Regions from separate parts of the Homo sapiens genome. Here region 2 is linked to region 1. Evidence: read pairs that join two places in POLR2A ChIA-PET (ENCODE). Cell type or tissue: A673. All regions are shown on one strand. Links, peaks and the distances in the headings refer to the core of each region. The heading gives the core; the rest is flanking DNA.

Region 1 (4,371 bases), core at 80-4,079:
TGTTAGCATTTTAAAAAGTCCATTTCTGATTGAGTTAGCAATTCATGATTAGTTACTCTGGGTCAAGCAGTGTACCAGGCACTTTCATTTCTCAGTAATTTACAGGGCACTCCTGCATTGCTATTCCATTTTTAGACATGAAAATACTGTCACCCGATGAGTTACACTGGTAGTAAGTAGTGGAGAAGCTCCTCTAACACAAAATCAAATTCTCTTTTCTCTGTATCACATGTGGTTCCCTCATAGCTAGATGGAGACCACTCTCAATTTCACATAACATTTAGAAATGTCTCCAGTTCTGGCCGGGCTCAGTGGCTCACGCCTGTAATCCCAGCACTTTGGGAGGCTGAGGCGGGTGAATCACTTGGGGCCAGGAGTTCAAGGCCCGCCTGAACAACATGGCAAAACCCTGTCTCTACTAAAAACACAAAAATTAGCCAGTCATGGTGGTGCATGCCTATAATCCCAGCTACTCAGGAGGCTGAGGTGGGAGGATCGCTTGAACTCGGGAGACGGATGTTACAGTGAGCTGTGATCAGGCTCCTGCACTCCAGCCTGGGTGACAGAATGAGACTCTATCGCAAAAAAAAAAAAAAAAAAAAAAAGAAAGAAATGTTTCCAGTTCCCCCACATGCCTGTCTTGGAGAGGTAACTAATCCAAAGTGACAGATGAAACTCCATTTCTTGTGTGTGTGTTTTATTTAATGTTGGTCAATATTGTGGACAGACATTACCCTCCCCTTTAGCGAACAATGAAACAATTGATTAGTTTAAAGATCCAGCTCCAGATTTGTATGTCTATGACATGGAATGAAAATCCATGTATATTACTCCTCTCTTCATCAATCCATCTCCTGATTTTGTTCAGGCCTGCTTGTCCTTTCCTTTTCTAGTTTTGGTGCCTGGACATCCAGGCCAATTTACATAGCCACTTTTCTCTGGCTCTTGAGTCACTCAGCATGAGGCACAACACGGGCCAATAGGACAACACACAGATATTTGTTATATGGGCAGCAGGAACAGAGGTACTGAGAGATTATCTCAAATATTAACAGTGCATGACTTAAAAACAAAATATGCAATGGACTGGGACCAATTCCATGTCCTCTAGGACCAGAAACAGGAAGACATATTGGAGGCGCTGGGAGTCCAAGTCATAAAGTCAAAAGGAAGAAGACATTGATAATCAGCCTGGGACCATCCATAACTGGAGAATTTGAAGCAGAGGGAAAATAAGTGATTTGGGAAAGGAAAAACAGATTCAAACACCACAAAATCTTATCTCAAATTGGGAGACCCCTTGACCCTGGAATGGTGTTATTCATGAAGGTTTAAGTTGCATAGCTCCACCATGCTCGCCATTGGTGCCTCTTGTGTGGAGGTTAATAATGTACAGCACTGCTCTGAAGTATTTTTGTGTCCGTTTGGTCTTCCTGGCTTGAGGATGAAGTTCTTAAGGGCTGGATAACGTCATACACAGATGCTCCTCGACTTACAATGGAGTAAGGTCCCAGTAAAGCCATCATAACTTCAAAATATTGTAGGTTGAAAATGCATTAAGTGCACCTCATCAACTGAACTTATCGTAGCTTAGCGTAGCCTACCTGAAACATGCTCAGAACACTTACATGAACCTGCAGCTAGGCAGACACCTCTAATGCAAAGCCTATTTTATAAACAAGTCTTGAAAATATCATATAATTTATTGAATACTGTACTGAAAGTGAAAAACAGAATGGTTGTATGGGTACTTGAAATACGGCTTCTACTGAATGCATACGAGTTTCGCACCATCATAACATCATAAAATCGTTCAGTTGAACATTGTAAGTCAGGGACTGTCTGTTTATCTTAGTGCCAAGTAGAGTGCCTTGAATGGAGCAGATGACCAAAAATATTAACTGATTGGTAAATCGATTGACATATAATTAAAAACTCAAATGAACATGAGACTTGAATAAATCACAATTTAAATGTGTTCCTTGTCAGTCGTACTGTTAAGGTGGAAGTCCTGAGCCCCTGTATTTGTTAGGGCACAGGCTTATCTTTTCCTTAAAGATAAGGTATTAAAAAAAGAAAGATCTTGAATTATAGTGATGTAAATAGGATTGAAGTTTCCTTTTCTCTTATGTAACAGTGTGCAGAGGTCAGCAGGCTGGGGCTGGGTCCAAGGAAGCAGCTACAGCTGCAGCCAGCAGGAAGGAGGAAAAAAGCCAGAACCATGGGTTTGTGTTGTTTCCCAGGGCTGTGACCTAGAAGTGGTATTTATCCTTCTGCTCACATCTCATTGGCTATAACTTGATCACATGGCCACACCAAGCTGCAAGGGAGCCTGGGAAATGTAGTCTTCATCTGAAGGGCTGTGCCCAAGTACAATGTGGGAGTTCCATTGTTAGAGATGGGGAGAATGGGTATTACAGCCTCTGATATAGTTCCTAAAGTAAAATTCCCTAAGAGCCTCCCCTTAATCTGAATCAGTTGCAAAATAAATCTTGAGTAGAGCCAGCTTTTCTGTTTTACTCTCTGTGGGTGTAGTAGTTTTGTTTACTTTGACAAGACAGCTCTCATTGACAATTTCTGTGATTTCATGAAAAAGTGGAGTTTTTTATTTTTATGAGACAAACATTTATATTTCATTTTTACATAAAAGATACTCCTTCTCCATAAAGCCAATAGAGGCAGAAAAAGTACACTCGTTAATAAATTCTTAGATTTCCCAGAAAGGTAGATACCATAGTATAGGGATTAAGACAGCAATCCAGGAGGAGGAGGTAGTGGGAGGAAAATCTAGAACTGTCCAAAGGATCAGACGTCTATGGTTTGGGGTACCACCTCGACCATTTATTAGCTGTGTGATCATGATCACTTTACTTAACTGCTCTGAACCTCAGTTTTCTCTTCTGTAAAATATGGATGATAATATGCACCTCATTACAGAATTGATCCTGAGAATAAAAGAGGTGTTACAGGTAAAGCACTTTGGGCTGGGTCTAGTTTGTAAAAGTTGCTTAGTGAAGCCAACTTCCTTCCTCCCTCCCTCCCTCTCTTCCTTCCTTCCTTCCCTTCTTTCCTCCCTCCCTCCCTTCCTTCCTGTCTTCCTGCCTTCCTGCCTTCCTTCCCTCCCTCCTTCCTAAGAACAAGGGCTTAGCATTGTTCTTGTGAGGTCATTGTTCTTGTAATGTTAAAAAAGGGAGTAGCATTGTCCTTGTAATGCTAATGTCCTCCCTCCTTCCTTCCTTCCTTCCTTCCTTCCCTCACTCCCCAATTCCTAAAAAAAGGGATTAGCATAGTCCTTGTAAGTAAGTGGAAGAACCTCTGAAGGCATTCCCTGTGGTTACCCATCAATACTCACAGCCTGGGAGCAGTCCTTCAGAAGTAGCTAAAAAACCCCCAAATTTTAGCTCTGATCTAAACACAGGGCAGTAACCAAACCAGCCAGAGGAGCTGGGGACAAAGCTGAGGCAACTAACAGCACAGGAGAAATTCCCTTCTCTCTGCACTGAATACATCTTTAAGTGGTACTGACCCTGCGAACTGGGGAGTCAGGAGCTGAGGGCAAGCAACAGGTGTCTGCGGAGCTGGAGAACATGATACCCCTAGCCCTTTAGAAGCTGTGTGAGGAGGCTGAGAATGTTGGGGAGGGGGCCCATTATAAACTGGAAACAGAACCCACCTGACGAAGGTTTGGGATATGAGAGAAAACATGGCTTCTGCAGGAAACAGGCTGGATATTCTGGGCTGACCCATCCATTTGTTTGTGGAGCACGAGCAAAGCCAAGGCTAGAAAGATGAGCCACACTTGGGCTCCATGGTGCAGCTAATGGGCTGGACAGAAAGGCTGGACTCCCAGTGAGGCTGGAAGACCTCCCTCAGGGATGCAGGTCCAAGGCTGTTTGGGCTCCTGGGGCCAAGGGAGGAAACCTGGAGGAATTTAGACACAGTGGGAAAGGGTGCATTTTTTTCTATGATGAAGACATTCCCTCCTAGGCAGACACTCTTGTTTGTAATGTAGGAGGAGAGTCTTGCTTCTAGGCTGGATGTGCTGACTCTACAGGGGGAGGGAGGTGGGGAAGCAAGACATTGTGATAAGAAGATTTAAAAGCTTACCAACTTGAACCTACTTATCCCTGCTCTGTTTTCCTGGAGGCAGCCTTAGAAAAATAAGCCCTGTCCCTCCCTTCCTCCCTCCCCCAACCCTTCCCTCCCTTTTTCCCCTCTCCCTCTCTCCTGCCCTCCCTCCCCTCCTTTTTTCCTCCCTTCCTCCTCTCCTTCCTTCCTTTCTTCCTTCCTTCCATCCATACCCTCTCTTCCTTTTTTTCCCTAGCCTTTGTCTCTCTATGCTTCTCTTCTTTCCTTCCCTTCTAACACACA
Region 2 (4,371 bases), core at 210-4,209, 400 kb after region 1:
AGTCTAATTATTATTGGCCTTAATTCATACCCCAGGCAGCTGCAACAGTCTTTGCCTGCCATCAAATAGTGTTTCAAAAGGTGTGAAATTCTTTTCTGGCATTGAATAACATCAGAGCCATGGATTCTATTTACTACTTACACTGAGATACCCAGCAAACAGGGCCAAAACAACAACAGCGACAAAAGAAAACAACTTTGAGAAACCAAATTCTGCACATGTTACTGACAGGTAAATTGAACTGCTGGTTATTCCCTCATTCAATATTTATGAGCATTCACCAAACAGGCACTGGCCATGCAGCAGACAGAGCATGGAGATTCAGTGGAGAATAAACACACAGGGTTTCTGCTCCATGGACTTCAGGTTCAGGTATCTGTACAGGCACTGCGATTTCACTAGCTTTTAGTACTTCTAAGACAGGGATCAGCAAAGTACATCCCACAGGTCAAATTCAGCTCATCCCCTGTTTTTTACAGTCTTTGCACTAAGAATGTTCTCTGTACTTTTAAATAGTTGAAGAGAGTCAAAAGGATAATATTTTGTGACATAGAATATTATATGAAATTTACGTTTGAGTGGCCATAATCCAAGTTTTACTGGAACACGGTGAAGCTTATTTGTTTATGTATCATCTACAATGGCCTTCATGCTACAACAGCGGAGTAATTGTGGTAGGTTCTATATGTGGGGCCCACAAAACTGAACTTTTAATTTCAAAAAAATAGTTTGCTCACCCTGTTTTAGGCTAAATTTTCTCAAAATACACTCCATAAAACATGACTTCTGAGGAACATTCAGAGTGTTAGATATTTTTAGAGTTTCATTGTCAATATATTTTAAAACAATGTGTTATAGAAAGTTTCAAAAGCTTCCTCCTTACTCAGTATCTCTCTAATTTTGAGCATGCCAAAAAACATGTAAGATAGTGCTATAGGTTGTGGGGTTTCCCAGACCTGCTTGTATATTTGTTTATTTTCAGGAAACATAGCACCACTCTTTGGGAAATGTTGACCTCGGTAGATTTCTTGGTCATAGGTTTTATTTGTATTATTTCTAAAACCAGTTGCCAAAAATCCACAGCAGTATCATGGAATAGGATAGTGTTCTACTTAGAACTGAATCTGAAGCCTCTTGCTCCCAAGCATAGTTTGATTGTTCTCAAGGTTTCCAGTTTGATTCCAGCCAAAGACTTAGGTATTTGGTATCTATCTATCTACCATACTTGAAGAGCTTCCATATGCACCCTAAAATGAAATTGTGTTAGAAGATTCCCATCCTCCATGTGTAGGGTATGCTAAGAATGGGCGGTTCCTGATCTATACGAGACTACACCATAGCCAGGCATCGCTTCAGCTCTGTGTGATGGAGGGCCCAGGATGAGCCCAGGTCGGGTCAGCATGCTGGGACACTCTAGAAAACAGAAGTTATATTGTAGAGGAAACTGAGAAGCCTCTTGGGAGAGCATTAGGGGAGAAACGAACCAGTGACAATGAATCTGACTCAGTAAAATGGTCATAATTATTCTCTGGGAGGGGCAGTCCTAAGAATAGTGTGGTCTCAGTCACTCAGATGTATCTTCTGGCCCAGTACCCGCTGGCCACTTGTTTGAGTCCTGTGAGGAGAAGGCAATTGAGGAAGGAGGTTGTAAATAAAAACTAAAAGAGCTCTTTCTTTAAACTCTTAAAATCTTGTGGGTTTAGTGACACTGTTTCTAAGAAGGATGCATTCTTCCCACCGCATTGCAAGAATTTGGTTTGGAAAGTACTCATGGCACTGGGGGTGCTGCTGCTCAGATAGCCAAGGTCGCATAGCAGCGCTGCCTGCTGGGGGCGCTGTTTGCAATGGAGCAGCCGCACCGCACCACCTGCTCAGCAGGGCAGTGAGGGCAGGAAACCGTCAATCAGCAAGGGGCGACCTGGCCAGGCTGATCACCCAGCGACTCCAAGCCGGAAGAGCAGCAGTTGAGACAGCAGTCAGCAGGAGCAGAGATTTTGGTATCCAGTGGGACAGACAGTGGGGCAAGGGGAGCACCAGGGGACAAGCAACAGTATCTGCCAAGCCCACACTTATTAATGAGCACAAGAGAAACCATCTACTGTCCCGGGGTTGGGGGGTGGTCCCAGAATCCTTGGGGGTAGTATGCATGGGGTTGCCATCCAGCCTTATGCTTGTGACTTTGTGACTCAGAGCTAGTGATATCTGATCTCATTCCTAGTCACAGATTGAAGGAGCTTGGGGAGATTTGGATTTCTTCTATATACTCATATAAACACAAATAAACTCACACGCTTGCATGTATATCCTATCCAAGATATGTGCTATGAATGTAAATGTTCACACATACAAAAGCTGTGCTTGTATATGAAATCATAAATTGTGAAAACGAGGTGGGGGTGGGTGGGAGTTGGGTGAGGGGTGTCTAAGCGGGTGAATCTTAGGGTCTCACCATTCCTGCTTCTTCTCTGCTTTGTGTGTTATGTGCTTCTACATAAGATTTCTTTTAAGAAAGATTTTCATGGCTAAAAAACAGTTTTGAAAACTCCCTCAATATAATCCAACCCTATCATTTTATAAATGAGGAAATGAGTACACAGACAGGTTCAATGATTTGCCTGTGGTCATGAAGACAAAAGTAATGAATTAAGGGTTCAAGTCCAGTGTTTTTTTGTTTCACTTTGTTTTCCTATTACAGCCTGCAGAGGAAGAAAGAATATACACTAAAACAAAAAGCCGAAATATATTACAGAACTCCGTCTGTTTCTCGGTTTTAATGGTTGGGGGTTTGAGAATTGGCTTATTAGATCTTTTAATTTTTCTAGCTATGATTTTATAGCAAAAGAAATATTAGCTATGGGGGCAATAATGTGGATTAAATTATCAGTTTTGTATCAAATGACCACATTTAATACAATTTAAAATTTAACTTTAAAGTTGAATTTAGACTGTACCAGACATATTGTACTAATCAGAAATGTATAACAAAATGAATCATTGTGCTTTAGAAAGGGACTTGAAAAACATGGACCTCGTTTTCTAAGCACAGTAGGAAACAAAAATGATGACAAGAAAGTTTGAGAAGAAATTCACAAGGAAATGTTGAGAGAGTAGAATTACTCACCCTGGAGAAGAGAAGGCAAAAAAGGTGAATTTTTTTTCCAGGAATCTAAAATGTCTCTTAACAGAGATGTGCTACATTTCTCATTTCCAAGGAAGACAGAGTAAGAATAGACCTTTACAAAGCACCATGAGAGATTTGTGTGGTAGAGTCAGTAGAACGGTGATATGGACCTTGGTGGTCCTCTAGATCATGCAGTTATAAGGACTAGAGATAGCGCTTGTTAAGTGCCCAGGACAGGGAGAAATGGTAGCTATTGTTATAAACTCAGAAGACTCACAGTCTCTGTTATTTCAGAAAACATCAAGCATCACCAGATGGTGGAGGCTGAAGGCAATTCCCCAGGGAGTCATAGTGGGTAGGGAGGAGAAGGCTGGGTGTCACTTTGGATAGGTGTATTGAACGGTCACTTAGATTGCACCCACACCTCAGGGCTGTTACCTAGGTTTGGGTAGAGTGCTCTTCTATGCCCTGCCCCTGCCTCTGCCTCTTCTGCTATCCAAATAGAGATTCCCAGCTGCCTGCTGTTCCCGTGCCAGAAGTCTATGGATGGGCAGTGGAAATAAGGCAGGCCATTTAAAAAAAAAAACTTTAGGTGCATCTGATGTCCTAATTTCTTAATATGCTGCAATAAACATCTGAAACAGTATAAAATTCTGGACACAGATGGTTATCACAAATACCACCCCCTAGGTCACCATTTTTCTTCATCATCAGAGAAGGAATCTGTAGCTGGTGGCTATGGGACACACGGCAGCTCGAAAGTGGAGGCGGGCACATCATCCCAGAGGGGGCTGTGATAGGGACATACTCACGTGAAAGGTGATGGAGATGGTGCACACAGGAATTCCTAGCCTACTTGTGTAGGGAAAACTTTCTCTAACCGTGATTTTCCTCTGCACTCACACCACTACAATCATCAGCACAGAAGACTTCCGTGACCAGATGCATGGGTTTTTTTCCCCCACAAACAAAGCAGCAGACACCAGCTGTGTGTCCTCTAATTCAGTTCTGACACCATCTACCAGGAGATGCTGTAAGATCCCACAGATTGAGGGCTCAGTCCCCAAAACTGCCCCCCAAAAAGGCGCAAGTGTGGCCCTCTCTGGTACTTCTGATGGACTGGCTTCAGGTTGGGGTTCCCATGACCCCCTTTTTGGATTTGATTAATTTGCTGGAGTGGCTCAAAGGCCCTAGAAACACTATTACATCTACCGGTCCATTATAGAAGAGAGAGCAAAAGAAATGGATGA

The links. Peaks named below come from ENCODE experiments on the same cell type or tissue, not always from the same donor. Only the 100,000 strongest peaks of a DNase experiment are listed, where the experiment ranks them.
Region 2: POLR2A ChIA-PET joins it to region 1 with 5 read pairs; 2 of 35 experiments call an interaction of 5 or more read pairs at or near these places.

Annotation. Positions count from the first base shown.
Region 1 is chr6:14,798,021-14,802,391 of GRCh38, reverse strand. No RefSeq gene overlaps it. Among named protein-coding and RNA genes, the nearest start is that of JARID2-DT, 450 kb to the left of the region's middle. In A673, for the core only: no CTCF peak of the experiment used is centred there; DNase peaks (open chromatin) are centred at 2,331 and 3,251; H3K27ac peaks cover 1,962 bases.
Region 2 is chr6:14,394,834-14,399,204 of GRCh38, reverse strand. No RefSeq gene overlaps it. Among named protein-coding and RNA genes, the nearest start is that of LINC01108, 110 kb to the right of the region's middle. In A673, for the core only: a CTCF peak has its summit at 1,819 (motif pointing right); no DNase peak of the experiment used is centred there.